Regions from separate parts of the Homo sapiens genome. Here region 1 is linked to region 2. Evidence: chromatin loops called from intact Hi-C (ENCODE). Cell type or tissue: PC-3. All regions are shown on one strand.

What was found. A loop is a pair of places that touch in the nucleus more often than their neighbours do. Peaks named below come from ENCODE experiments on the same cell type or tissue, not always from the same donor. Only the 100,000 strongest peaks of a DNase experiment are listed, where the experiment ranks them.
Region 1: it touches region 2 in a loop (4-fold over the local background); 13 of 110 quality-filtered maps call a loop at or near these places.

The regions. Positions count from the first base shown.
Region 1 is chr10:51,685,176-51,693,175 of GRCh38, reverse strand. The region is part of intron 3 of PRKG1 (protein kinase cGMP-dependent 1); the gene reads right to left. Among named protein-coding and RNA genes, the nearest start is that of CSTF2T, 10 kb to the left of the region's middle. In PC-3, no CTCF peak of the experiment used is centred here; DNase peaks (open chromatin) are centred at 3,435 and 7,195.
Region 2 is chr10:51,059,588-51,067,587 of GRCh38, reverse strand. LOC102724719 (a long non-coding RNA gene) reads left to right here. Exons shown (of 2, transcript NR_120678.1): 2 at 4,658-5,009. It also overlaps a transcript of PRKG1 not described here. Among named protein-coding and RNA genes, the nearest start is that of PRKG1, 11 kb to the left of the region's middle. In PC-3, a CTCF peak has its summit at 3,746 (motif pointing left); a DNase peak (open chromatin) is centred at 3,727; H3K27me3 peaks cover 837 bases.

The DNA.
Region 1 (8,000 bases), 630 kb before region 2:
GCTGTGATTACAGGCGTGTGCTACCATACCTGGCTGATTTTTGTAGTTTTAGTAGAGACGGGGTTTCACCATGTTGGCCAGGCTGGTTTTGAACTCCTGACCTCAAATGATCCACCCGCCTTGGCCCTCCCAAAGTGCTGGGATTAGAGGTGTGAGCCACCACACCTGGCATTTAATAACAACCCTTTATAACCAAGAGTTGGTTTAGATTCCCAAACTAGGTAACTACCCTTTAATCATAGGGTTTTAAAAATAAAAAAATAAAAAGTACGTAGCTAATTACAAAAAATACACAACATTCTCAATCATAATTAATTTTATATGATTGAGTATGTATAATATCTGCAGACATTTGAAATGAATCTCATATGTATTACAAAGGTTGGTCATTTAAAAAAATATATCTGACGTGCAGATGCAGTGGCTCATGCCAGCAGTTTGGGAGGTTGAGGCAGAAGGATCACTTGAGTTCAGGACTTTAAGACCAGCCTGGGCAACACAGGGAGATCCTGTCTCTACAAAAAATGTAAAAATTAGCTGAGTATGGCGATGTACACATTCTTTAAGTGAATCCTACAGACTCACCTTAATAACATTTAAAATGAGTGCCAACATTGGAAAATGGTATAGTTGGGCGGGGCGTGGTGGCTCATGCCTGTAATCCCAGCACTTTGGGATGGAGAGGTGGGCAGATCACATGGTCAGGAGATTCAGACCATCCTGGCTAATGGTGAAAATCCGTCTCTACTAAAAATACAAAAAAATTAGCCAGGGGCGTGGTGGTGGGCACCTGTAGTCCCAGCTACTTGGGAGGCTGAGGCAGGAGAATGGCATGAACCCAGGAGGCGGAACTTGCAGTGAGCCGAGATCGCGCCACTGCACTCCAGCCTGGGTGACAGAGAAATGGTATAGTTGAATTCATAATGTGATTTTTTTTTTTTAAAAAGGCCAATATAGGGCTTGCTTGGTGCCTTAACATTTATTAAATCATACTCCATATCGGAAATATCACTCTTGTTCTCATGTTAATCAATATAGTGACATAAATCAGGACTAAAAACATTGCCAGACACAAACCTTGTATGGGAGAGTAAATACAACCATCAACTATTAATACAATATATTTCCTATCTTTGGCTAAGCCTATATCCAAAATGATTTCATCTTTTTATGCTTATCAATCATCAGAGGAAAAGATCCTCATCTATTTTAAGCATCAGAGAAATTACACTATTGAAACTTGTAGAATTATTGTCAATGTTATTCAAGTTTTGTTCCCTAAAAGTTTTAAATATCTTTGGACAAGAAACCTCAAATTGGTGATCTGTGGACCAATTGAGCCTACAGATATGTTTTATTTGACCAGTCAATTTTCTTGAAAATTTTGAACTTAAATGCCTGTAGAAGCAGCTTATATTCTCCAATTTGGCCACAAGCCTAACCTCCTCCTAGCCTTCGAGCTTACAACTCCTGCTTTTACTCAGTATAAAAACATAATTATTAGATTGGATCAATATTAGTGTCTAGTTTGACAAATGTAGCATAGAAAAACTTGCTCAAGGCCAGACAAGGTATCTCACGCCTGCAATCCCAGCTGTTTGGGAGCCCAAGGCTGGAGGATCGCTTGTGTCCAGGAGTTTGAGACCAGCCTGAGCAGCATGGTGAAACCCTGTCTCTATAAAGTATACAAAAATTAGTTCATTAGTTGGCCATGGTGGCATGGCTCTGTAGTCCCAGCTACTTAGGACGTTGAAGTGGGAGGATCACTTCAGCCCAGGAGGTGGAGGCTGCAGTGAGCCGGGATCTCGCCACTGCACTCCAGCCTGGGTGACAGAGCAAGACCTTATCTCAAAAAAAAAAAAAAAAAGATAAAAAGAAAAACCTGTTTAGCAACTGGTTCGGCACATGTATTTCTGCAAAATCAACCAGCAACAAAAGGAAAACCCAAAGCAAACAAAAACAAAAATCTTGATGCATTTTTTTTTTGTGGATTTTGATGAGCTATACTGAGCAAAGGAATGTCCTAGGAAACTAAGCCAATCAGTATATTTAGCCCACAAATGTTTGCATTTTCAATAAATATTAATCCAAAATAGCAATATCTTCTTTTTCAATGAAAACATATATTTATAAAATATGATATATATTATTCATATATGTAGATATTAAATGTTAACAGCTCTAGAATGAAGATATGGATAGTATACATAATGGAACGTAATTCTTTTTTTTTTTTTTTTTTTTTTTTTGAGACAGAGTCTCACTCTGTCGCCAGGCTGGGGGGTGTAGTGGTGCAATCTTGGCTCACTGCAACCTCTGCCTCCCGGGTTCAAGCGATTCTCCTGCCTCAGCCTCCTGAGTAGCTGGGAGTACAGGTGCTCGCCACCACACCCAGCTAATTTTTGTATTTTTAGTAGAGACGGGGTTTCACCATATTGGCCAGGATGGCCTCGATCTCTGGACCTCCTTATCCACCCTCCTCGGCCTCCCAAAGTGCTGGGATTACAGGTGTGAGCCACAGCGCCCGGCCCAAAATTCTTTAATTTCTTTATCTGTTATTGATGTACCTGCCAACCTCTGACTCTCTGATTCTCTACTATCTCACTTTGTTGCCTGGAATGAATATGAAGCAGCCTGTACCAATTTAGGAATCTACTTATGTAGATTATAGAAAATGACCCACTATATAAACTTTCATATAACAGGCACAGTAATTTAAACAAAACAAAACAAAAGCCCTTAACCAGATCATGTTATTTCCCTGTTAAAACCTCTCATGGCTTACATTGCTCTTAGAATAAAATTCAAAATCCTTATGTGTCCTATATAGCCCTGATATAGTTTGGATGTGTCCCCACCCAAATCTCATATTGAAATATAATCCCCGGTGTTGGAGGAGGGGCCTTGTGGGAGGTGATTGGATCATGAGGGTGGATTTCTCATGAATAGTTTATCACCATCCCCCATGGTACTGTCCTCTTATTAGTGAGTGAGTTCTCATGTAATCTGGTAATTTAAAAGTGTGCAGCACCTCCCCCTCTGCTCTCTTGCTCCTGCTCTGGTCCTGTGCCTGCTGCCCCTTTCCCTTTGTCATGATTCTAAGTTCCCTGAGGTCTCCCCAGAAGCCAAGTCAATGCCAGCATCATGCTTCCTGTACAGCCTGCAGAAACATGAGCCAATTAAACCTCTTTTCTTTATAAATTACCCCATCTCAGGTATTTCTTTATAGAAATGCAAGAATGAACTAATACAAGCCTTAAGTATACCAATGTCGCACACTACCGTTGGCCCCTTACTCACTTCTACAAATATTTTGGGCCTAGTTTTATTTAATTGAATTTGCCAGACTCATTTTCATCTCTGTACTTGGAGTTTCTCTTGCTCATCACCCACTCTTTCCCCAGGCCTTTGAATGGCTAGTTGATTCTCTTTACTCAGGTCTTGGCTTACATAGTATAGCACTTACTCAGAGGCCTTTTCCTGAACACCTGGGAAACCACAGACAAAGCAAACGTAAATTTAAATGGTCTCCCAATTCTCTCTCATAATCTTGTTGTCTTTCTTGTTTGTTTGTTAAGAGTAGTTATCTTACCTGAGCACCACTTACACATTGTATGGGATTAATCCATATTCTCCAACCCTTTGCAAAGCATAATGGTTCTTCTATGCACCCACCAAACTTGATGATTGTCATGAATGAGTTACTCTTCATTATGCCCATGTTATATTTATCATGTAAATCATGTTTGTTCCCAAACAAATCTATGCTGGTTTTATCTATTATTATAATATATGAATATGCATATAGGCACAAACATAGGTATAGATAATGTGTGTATGTATGAAATATGATTGTAAAAATAAAAAGTTATTTCTCTGAAAACTATCTTGAATGCTTTGAAATATAGATAGATAGATAGATAGATAGATAGATAGTAGATAGATTTATTATGTCAACTGTGTTTGATGGTGTATTAGTCTGTTTTCATGCTGCTGATAAATACATACCCCAGACTCAGAAACTTACAAAGGAAAGAGGTTTAATGGAGAACTCACAGTTCCACGTGGCTGAGGAAGCCTCACAAGCATGGCGGAATGCAAGGAGGAGCAAGTCATGTCTTATATGGATGGCAGTAGGCAGAGAGAGCTTGTGCAGGGATACCACTGTTTTAAAGCCATCAGATCTCATGAAACCCACTCACTATCATGAAAACAGCATGGGAAAGACCACCCCCATGATTCAGTCATCTCCCACCAGGTACCTCCCACAACACATGGGAATTATGGGAGCTACAAGATGAGATTTGAGTGGGGACACAGAGCCAAACCATATCAGATGGTAAACCAGTTTATACCAATTGTACTATTTTTTGTTTTATATAGATTGATTGACTGATATTAGCATGAGTGTGAAAAAGTTATTTCTGTGAAAACTATGTTGACTGTTTCTACAAGATTTTATAAAAGGAGCTAAAAATACAACATTGTTAAATACTGTGGGGGCAAGGTAATTTTTTAAAATACTTTAAAAATCTTTAAAATCTAGAATTTACCCTGATACTTTGTAAGCATCCAAATCCTTGTTTCACTAAAAAAAAAAAAAAAAAAAAGGATTGTTACTGGCAATTTTAGACAAAGCAGGTCAATGCTTTAATTTCCTCACAGAAATTTTTCAGGCAGAGGAAGAAAAATCCTTGAGGAAATGTTATCTGAGGTTTGGTGCTGCCATAGTTGTCTCCCTTTAACCTCCACGGGATTACGCAGGAGAGACACCAGCCTGCCACCATTCCAGTCCTCCTCCTTCCCCTTCCTTGTGATGTTATATACTGAGGAGAACAGAATATACCCTAATCTCTTGCTAATTAAAGTGTGCTCCTTAGACCAGCAGCACCAGCATCACCTGGGAGCCTGTTAGAAATGCAGAATCTAGGTGCCCACCCAGACCTGCTGAATCAAAGCCTGCATATTAATAAGATCCCCAAGGATCCACATGCAAATAAATGTTTGAAAAGCACTGCTTTAATCCTACAAGAAAGTGAAAACAATGACAACAACAAATAAAAGCACCATAAAATTAATATTATGACAAATAGAAGGGATTTTTAATTTACCTACATGGCTTCCCTTCCACTAGCAGAGAAAATCAAGAATTGGCAAAAATCCTTACCCAATCTGAGGAAAATAGGAGATAGCCCATGTATTAGATGCCACATTGGACAAGCAAGCAGACAAACAAAAATCTTGTTCCTTCACAGATAATTGAGTGAACATTGGATCTACTGGGAAACCTAAGACAGCATAATTGAAATTATTGTTGTTTGGGGAAGACACCTGAATGTATTTTGTCCATATGTGTAACCCTTTTTTCCTTAGATATGGAGAAGAAGTTGTATTGAATTGGTAGAAACATTTATATTTATTATATATGATCACCAGAAACATGGCACACCAAAAATTGTTTCAGCCAAGCTGTGACTCTCTGGAATGAATGCCACCACCATTCGTCAAAAAATTATCTCATAAAACCTAAATTGTTCTCTAATCCCACAAATCTCATTATTTTTCTGGTAGGATATACTATCCAGATAGGAATGCTAACATCTGGGTACTCCATTTTCTTTTGTAAATGTCTTTCCCTATAACCCAGAAATATTGCCTAACATCACACAGAGCTTATCTAGACTAGAAACAAGATTTCTAGAAGAAATTTTGAAGCTGTCAAATCAGCATGCTTATGATTCAGTGTGAATAAACCCTCAACAGAATTCTGCTGCTAACAATTTTTCAAACCTCATCTAAGTATTCTAAAGTGTCAAAAAGAAAGGACCAGTATAACAAGAATAGTTCAAAGGATCAGCCCAGTGTTTGTTCTGTTACTTCATTTTCAGTAAATGTATTGGAAATGGTAGCAAAACTCTATACTGCAATTTGTGCTTTTAACCTTGTCTTTGAACCTAATCATAATTAAGAGTACAAATTAACCAAATCAACATTTGTAAATTAAGCAAATTAACTTTTTTTTTCTTGAAAGTTTTCATTGGCCTTAAATGAGTGAACTCAAAACATTTCTAGCAAACAACAATTTAAATTCAAATCAAGGCCTTTCAAGTGGTGACATCAAACCATCAAGAGGCTGTAAAGATGGCTGGGTGTAATATATGCCTGTAATCCCAGCACTTGGGAGGCTGAGGTGGGCAAATTACTTGGGATCAGGAGTTTGAGACCTGCCTGGCCAATATGGTGAAACCCCATCTCTACTAAAAATACAAAAAATTAGCCGGGCCTGATGGCGGGCACCTGTAATCACAGCTACTTGGGAGGCTGAGGCAGGAGAATACCTTGAACCAGGGAGACAGAGGTTGCAGTGAGCCAAGATTGCACCACTGCACTCTAGCCTTCCTCTAAAAAGAAAAAACAAACAAACAAACAAACAAAAAAGGTTGTAAAGAAAAATTGGGAACTTAAGAATCTTCCCTTTTCACATGTGTTCAGACTACTTGCATTCCAGTCCTAATTGGGGCTTTGTTTGCCTATGGGGGAAACAAATGTGCTTAACTAGAATGTTTTGTGAATTGGAAGGAAGATGGCTTATAGGATCTTTGATTGGTGGGGATTTCATTGTCATCATTTTCAGATAAACATGTTTTTAGAAACTTTTCCCCTAGTTAGTGCCTGTACTGACACAAGCAAGCTAGTTGAGCTTTGGCCAGTGATAACCTTGGTTTAAAATGGCCAAAGCTCCATTATCCTATGCAATCTAACACAGGAACAGAAAACCATATCCTGCATGTTCTCACTTATAAGGGGGAGCCGAACGAGAACACATGCATACTAAGAGAGGAACAACAGGCACTGGGGCCTACTTGATGGGGGTGAAGAGGGAGAGGATCAGAAAAAAATGCCTTTTGGGTACTATGCTTATTACCTGGGTGATAAAATTAATTGTACACCAAAGCCCCGCGACACGCAGTTTACCTGTATAACAAACCTACACATGGACCCCTGAACCTAAAAGTTAAAGAATAAAGTAAAATAAAATGGCCCAAAACTACTCGTCCTGAGGAATTCAAGCTGGATTATTCCGGGTAGAGGAAAAAAGAGGCTTATCTGCATCTCTTGCCCATTCTTTCATTTACCCAGGATTACATAGAAGGAAGGGGATTGATGGGCTGGTCAGTGACTCAGCCCATGCCAGCCAAGCAGGATTGTGAAACTGATCTCCTTTCAGGGCCAGCACTGTGGCAAAGGCTCACAAATGACCAGGGCTGAAGAGTGGTCTCTTCAAAGAAGAGAGGAGGCAGGAAAGAATGAGGGAGGAATAGTTACTTTTTTTGTTTTGTTGTTGTTTTGTTTTCCCCACAAAACCACAGACTTACTCCACATATATGATCATGGCTGGTCACCCCAAGCAGGAGGAGCTGTCTCCAGTTCATTTCCAGCTGTTCAGAAAGTCTTCTGTGTCTTCCCCACCACATTATGGAAGCTTTTTTGTCTAGTCTTTTATTTTAATAAAAAATGAAATATAACATATTGATATAGACATGAAATATAATTATTTAAAATGTTTTTTAATTCCAATAGGCATTTTAATTTACACAGTGAGCAAATACTTTGAGTTGATGGAAAGAGACTATAATAGTGCAATTTCAGACATCAGCCACAAGATTAGGGGGAGTGGAGTTATTTATTTTTGAGGGAGGGAGTTAGTAGCAAGGCTCTTGCAAGTGTTCCAGAACCAACACATGCCACTTATGAGTTCTATGTCCTCTTTTGGAAGGTTGGGTCATAAATAACATACAAACAGCATGTATTGAGAACCTACGAAATGCCAGGCATTTGACACGCAGCATCTTTAACTTCACTAAAATTGGAGGAAGTTGACTAATTTGCCCTAAGTCACAACAGCTCATAAGAGGTGGAAGCACCATTGAATCCAAGTTTGTCTGACTTCCAAGCCCTTACTGTCCCCATTATATCATTCAGTTTTATGAAAGAGACAA
Region 2 (8,000 bases):
AAAATCATCTATGTTGACTACAACTTTTAAGTGGAAAAAATAACAGGGAAATCTTCACAATGTTTATTTGTGGAATATTAAAAGCAATTGCTGCTGTTAGGAACATAGAGAACTTAGTGAAAATTGCTTACTTTCATTTTCCAGTTTCCACTGGTTAGACCCTCCATCAGAAAACAGCAAGTAATATTCTCTCAGCAGTCACAGAACTAAAACTTACCTAAGATAACAGTGTTTCCATGTTTGGTCTATTTTTTAGTTTACTTTATGCCACTCTCAAGGGCACACACAAATAACATATATATATATATATATATATACACACATACATACAAACACACAAACACAGATAATTAAAGGAGCGACAGCAACATATGCCATGGCTTAACATCCCATCCTATCCCACCTCCCACAGAAAAAAAAAGCAAATGTGTTAGCTATGATGTGAATGTCTCCCCCAAAGTTCATATGCTGGAAACTTAATCCCCAGTGCACCAAGATTGAGAGGTGGAATCTTTTAAGTGGTGATTCTTTCAAGAAAAAAAAGTAGTTGTATAAAGACACATATTTTCTAGAAAATATTCAAAGTGACAGGAAGAAAACATAGTTATCATGGATCTTAAGCAGGCAAATATGTTGTTCTAAGAGGAGTGTCAAAGAAAGCTCTGCTAGCAACCAGGCGACTCTAATGCAGGGCTTCCCTCAGAATGTGAACTAAAGAACACTACTTCCTTAAAATGGTAATAAATGTAATGAAAAAGGGTTTCATGGTCAAAAATGTTTGGGAGAGATTGAGAAAAATGTAAGAAAAGAGATTTCTTTCAGTATTAATATCAGTACTTTTAACATTCCAGTATGTATTATGAATTTCCAAAATAAATATACAGTAAATACATAAAATATTACATACTGTATATACCATGTAAATAAATGGTAAATATATACATTGTTTAACAACTAAACCTTCCTTCTTCTAATACTTTCAGTGTTGAACCTGAGTATTCATGGCATTTAATACTTTAAAAGTCAGTTAGACAATTTAATAGAAAGTACAAGCATTTTCTCCATTTGTGAAATCCCCTATTGCTATCTACATACACAGCAATATCTGAGACAAGAACACACAGTTCTCGTCCCACAAACAGTACTGTCAACTACTCACATCTCCCCTTTCAAACCACAATTTGCCCAGCCTGTGGCCACAGCCAATGACATGACAGAAAACCATGAACATATAACAAATTTGGTGCCTACAGGAAGGATTAGCCTTGCCATTTGATCCATAATCAATTTCCTCCCTTTAAAATTAGACTGGGTCACAGGATTATTGCTTAGGTTGTGAAAATGTTCAAGGAAGGACTACAATGGGATCAAAATAAGGTAGAGCATTTGATGAGTAATTAATTACCAAAGTGTTACAGTGATCCTTTAGTTCTTTAAGTTCTCCAAGCATTAAGCAATTACGTCTTAACATTTCATAGCTTCCAATGGGAATTCTCTTTTTGCCCGTGAAGACCTATTCTCAACCCCTTTCACTGCCTTCAAATCCTAGCCCTATCACTTCCCCATTACCGCCTCTCATCTCTTGAGTCATTTATTCAATAAATCTTCAGTTCTTCCCTAAAAAAACTCTCTCTGATAATCCTTCAGAATCATCCCCATAATGTTTTCCCTTCTAAAAGCACTTTATCACAATGCATAATTATATATTACGCATTCTAACCCTAACACTAACCCTAATATTTGCATAAATATTTGTTAGATAGATACATCTCCCATTAGACTGTAAACTATGAAAGCAAAGAATTATGTCTATTTTGTTCATCAACACCTAGAACAGGAAGGCGCTCACTATACTGGCTAATTGCGTTGAATAAATAAAGGTAGGAGTAAATACAGTCAACAATTATTTATTTAAAATGCAAAACACACCTCTCTGATGGAAAAGAATCAAAAGGGAAAACTTTTCTGTTTATTGATGGTGTTGTGTAATATTTAATAAATCAAACATATCAGAGGCTTAGTTTAAGCCTTTCTGTATGTAACAAATCAAATATATCAGAGGCTTAACTTTAAAATGGGTTTTCTTTTATGGAAAAAAAATACATCCCTATTTGAACAACATATTTGCCTGTTTAAGGCCCATGGTAACTATGTTTTCTTCCTGTCACTCTGATTTTTTTTTCTAGGAAATAATGTGTCTTGATATCCAACTACTTTTTTCAACTCTCTCAATGCACTTTTAAATCACCATAATCTCACCTTCTTTCTTACTCTTAGGCTTATAATATGTTGTCTTCAAGGTACAGTGCTCTTTTATGTAACACTGGCAATGTCTACAGGATCAACAGTTTTGCAATTTCTTTTTTGTTTCTTCCACAGTTCCAGCTACTCTTCCAAAAGCTGACTGCTTTATTTGGAGTTGGCCTTCTTTACTAGTGCTTCTTAATACATACATCTTGTAGAAAACTATTCATACCATTTGACATTATTTCGAAAGCAGATGCTTTCAATTAATATACTTAATAACTTCTGTGATTATTAACCAATGCTTGTGTCCTACCTGATCATTTATAATTTGAAAGTTAAGATTTAAACAAAGTTCAAGAAGCAAATTTACCTCCATCTGCAAAATTCCTTCACTAACTTAATTCTTAACATACATATATTATTTCCCATCTCCCCTCCCTTGTTCTTGCTTTGCTTTCTCCATAGAATGTCAGAGTAGGCCCTAGATATAAAATCATAAGCTTAACATCACAATCAATTGAATATGAAAGTGCTAACCTTTGGGAATTAGCAATAATTATAAAGTCACAATGCTATGTTAAATAGTTGTTCAATTAAATCAAAAGACAGGAATATATGGTTTGTTAATGCAAAAAAGAAAATTTCTCAGGTAGATGTTTTCTGTAATTTTAAAAAGTCAGAAAGAATACTTCGTAAGCCCTTCAAATTTATTAGACTTGAATATAGGTCTTGAAAAAGTAATTGTTGTCAACCTTAAAAAAACCTAAAGACAAGCCGTTCCTATGAGAAAATAAAACAAATCCTTATCTATTAAAGAGTCAAATTTGAAGATAAAAAGTCAAAGCCTTGCATATATACATCCCAAAAATCTTTATAAATTAAGCTTTTAACTGCAATGTTATAATGCTGCTTCAGTGTCTAAACAGAAATCTAAGTTTCTGATTCATAACTGTGTGAAACTTCTAGATCTTCAACAAAACCTTAGCATTAATAACCATGTGAATGTAAAAACCCTCTTGGCATTGCATCATTTATCTTTAGTGGTTTTAATTAGATTTTTCCTCTCACAAACTGGGAGTCTCATGAGGCAGTCATCAATATACCTAATCCTTTTGGAAGCACCATTTCCCAAGAGGAAAAACATATGTAATTAAAATTAATAAAGCTCCACAACAGAAAAATGTCATGTTGATATGATATGCCTTTCTATATGTAGAAAATATATTCTTTATTCAGTTAAAAATAATATTTTTAGCAAATAGTTTCTGATTGAGATTTAAATGTTTCATTTTTTAAAAGTACAAGGTAAAGCAAAGCATCACATGACAAGAGAAATTTGTACTCCTTCTTTACATGACTCATTTTATTTCAAATACACTTCCATAGTGTACAGCTTCAACAAACAGTACATTCTTCAAATTTATCTCTCAGCCATTAAATACTAATTTCTAATGACTAAAATACAGAACTAAAGGTACAATTGCACCCTCTACTGTCCAAATGTTCTACTCCATATTGAGCACCGTGTGTCTTTGTTTAACACAATCATTATAAAAATAACAGGTAAATAACACTGGTTTCCTTTTGACATTAATTAGCAGATCCTCAAAAAATTAAGCTCTAATTATAAAATTTCGATAGTGATGCAAATGGAAGCTTGCCACTTTTATAGTTACTTGTAATAACCTAATTTAGAAAATGACTCTTATTAACGTACAGTCATGCATCATGTAATAACTTTTCTGTCAATGATAGACCGCATATACAACAGTGGTCTTGTAAGATTCTAATGAAGCTGCTATACATAGTTGTACCTTTTTTATCTTTTATACCATATTTTTACTGTACCTTTTCTATGTTTAGATATGTTTAGATACACAAATACCATCATGTTACAATTGCCTACAGTATTCAGTACAGTCACATGCTATATAGCTTTGTAGCTTGGGAGCAATACGCTATATCATATAGTCTGGGTGTGTAATAGGCTATATACCATCTAGGTTTGTGTAAATACACTTTTTGATGTTTGCACAATGATAAAATTACCTAAAGGCACGTCTCTTAGCATGTATCCCTGTTGTTAAATGACGCAGCTGTACTTGAGTGAAGTATTCTATTAACTTACTGGTAATGAACGGCACTATTAATATCCTTTTCAACATACCCATAACAAGGAAAAATAGGAAATCATTCAAGCAAACAATTGGCATATTTTTCTAATAATGTATAAAGTTTGCCAAATTTTGTTTCAAGTTAAAAATCAGAAAAACAGAATGTTTCTCTAAAACTGTGCTTCAAAGTTTTTAAGAAAAATTTTGAGTTGATTGTCAAAATCTGAAATACCACTATGAGCTAAAATTAATAGCTTATTTGTATTTTTTTAAACCTATCTTTATTGTTTCAATAGAGACTGTTGGGCCGGGCACGGTGGCTCATGCCTGTAATCCCAGCACTTTGGGAGGCTGAGTCGGGCGGATCGCCTGAGGTCGGGAGTTTGAGACCAACCTGACCAACATGGAGAAACCCCGTCTCTACTAAAAATAAAAAATCAGCTGGACGTGGTGGCGCATGCCTGTAATTCCAGCTACTCAGGAGGCTGCGGCAGGAGAATCGCTTGAACCCAGGAGCAGGAGGTTGCAGTGAGCCGAGATCACACCATTGCACTTCAGCCTGGGAAACAAGAGCAAAACTCCATCTCAAAAAAATAGAAAAAAAAAAGATACTGTTTTGAATTCAAAATAAATTATTATTCAAGAGATTATCTTATTGATTTCTTCTTCTGATGATGGAAGATTCGTTTACTGATAATCAACCCTCCCACCTATAATAATTAGAGAAGCCGAACCAAAAATATAAAAATAAGGCATTGGAAAACTCCCAAGCAGCAAGGAATTGAGGGGCCAATATCCCAGAGAAAAGTGAAGTCTGTCCAGAGATATCAGCCCAACATTCAGTGTTTTTCTGAGGTATTCACCAATCACAAAATACTTCTAAGAAAATAAGTAAGTAAGCATAAATTAGAAGCTGAGAGGCTAAGAAGTTGAGCAAAGCTTCAAAAGTCTAAAGTGGCTGGAGGGAAAAAAACTGAAATCAGGCCCAACCAGTTGAATTCCAGAGAGGCTAAACTTTAACTGCTAATAACCATGTACTCAATAAGACTGAAACCCTGCTTTATATCTGTTCAATCTATAATTGGTTTGGGTGATCTGATCCTAGTCTTCCTGCCCATCAGGAGCAAAAGTAAATCCTCCATGAAGGAAGATCACATAATCCAGAGTATCATACTCTCTCTACAATTTTTCACACCTATGTTGGGATTCAATAAAAAACAATTAGGTACAACAAGGCAACACCCCATAACCTAAAACTGGGAAAACAGTAGAAGCCATGCAACAGAAGGAGACCCATGGGAGATTGTGATATTGGAATTATCAGAAATGGGCTTTAAAATAATTGTGACAATTTTATGTTTCAGAAATGTGATACAAATGTTGGTAATTTTAGCAGAAAACTGGAAATTACAAAGAACTTTTTGAAACTGAAATTTTAGATGAAAGAAAGCAGTAACTGAAAATTAATAACTCTATATAGTCAACTTTAATAATAGAAGACAAAATTAGTAAACTGGAAGATAAGTCCAAATAAAGTAGCTACATTAAATAAAGAAAAGGAATCTTAAAACATAGGAAAAAGGACATGAGATGTGGAGTTATGGGAGAAGTTCTAACCTCTATATAATTGGAGTCTCGAAAGGACAGAAAATAGAGAATACAGCAAAAGCAGTATTTGAAGAAATAATCACTATGAATTTTCCAAAACTGATAAAAACTATCATGCCACAGATTTCAAGAGGCACTGTAAATGACTAGCACAATAAATATAAAAGACGCTGATATGGTTTGGCTGAGTTCCCACCCAAATCTCATTTTGAAGTGTAGCTCCCATAATTCCCGTGTTGTGAGAGGGACCTGGTAGGAGGTAATTGACTCATGGGGGTAGGTTTTTCCCGTGCTATTCTCATGATACTGAATAAGTCTCACAAGATCTGATGGTTTTAGAAAGAGGAGTTCCCCTGCACATGCTCTTTTGCCTGCTGCCATGTAAGAGGTCCCTTTGCTCTTCCTTCGTCTTCCACCATGACTGTGAGGCCTCTCCACCCATGTGGAACTGTGAGTCCATTAAACCTCTTTCCTTTATAAATTACCCAGTCTCAGGTATGTCTTTATTAGCAGCATGAGAACAGACTAATACAGACACACACACACACACACACACACCCCTAGGTATAACACAGTAAAACTGTTACAATGAAAAACAGAAAACTCCTAAGAGCAGACAGACAAAAATATCTGCAACCTTCAAAGGAACAATAAGATAACAGCTTTTTAACTGAAGCAGTGAAAGCCATAAGACAATAGAATGGTAGCCTCAAACGGCTGAAAAAAAATCTGACAACGAAGAATTCTATACTTGACAAAAATATCCTTTGAAAATAAAGGTAAATAGGTATACTTTCAGAGAAATAAAAACTAGAGAATTTGTTACCTACTGATCACACTAAAGGAGATAATAAAATGTATTCTTCAGATCTTTTAAAAGAAAATGAATCCACATGAAAGCACAAAGATTTAAAGAAAATGTAAGTATCATAGAAAGGACAAATATGAGGGTAAATGTATATAAATTATTACTATATAAAACAATAACATCTAACAACAATAATATAAAAGAGAGTAAGGGGCTAATAGAGTTGAATGTTGTTAGGTCATTTCACTGTCTGAGTATTAATAAATGTAATGACTTACCTCTAATTTTACTAATGCCAGCATGTATTACATGTTGTACTCTCTAGAGTAACCACTTAAAGAAGCACAACTTGTATAAATAACAAATTGATGGAGGGATAACTGAAATATTAAAAGTAATAGATTCATTAAAGTAGAGGCAAAAAAGGAAAGAAAAATTAATATAGAACAAAAATCACAAATAGAAAACAAACAGTACAGTGATAGATCAAAGATTTGATCAATGACAGATCAAAATGTATTAGTAAATAAACTAAACAGATTACTCCAGTTACTAAACAAAGACTATCTGACTGAATAAAATAAAAACTATATATATTTTACAAGAGACAACTGTTATATAAGGAAACACAAAGGCTTATAGTAAAAATGGTAAATATAATCCAAACACAAACCAAAAGAAAGTTGATATAGCTCTACTACAATAACAAAGAAGTAAGAACATCAGTGTTACTAGAGTTAAAAAGGGATATCTCTTAATAATAAAATGATTAATTTATCTGAAAGTAATTATAATTCTAAATTTATATGCACTAAATAACAGCCTTCACATTGGCAAAGGTAAAAATTCATAATGCTAAGAAGAGATAGAGACAAATCTAATATCTTATTAGATTTTGACTCATCTCTTAGAATAAGTGATAGACCTAGGCAGGCAGAAATATAATCAGGCTGTAAAAGATAGAAACAATATACTTAACAAACGTGAGTTAATTACACTACATAGAACACCTCATCTCAAAATTGCAAAACACATAATTTTCTAGTGCATAGGGATATTTATTAAAATTGACTATATGCTGACCATAAAACAAGTCTCAACAAATGTCAGAAGACTAAAATCATGGTGTCTTGCTGCAGAAGAATTAAACTGGAAATGAACAAAAATTAACTCAATAATTATGAAAAAGTATTTAATAAAATTCAAAATCCATTTATAATTTT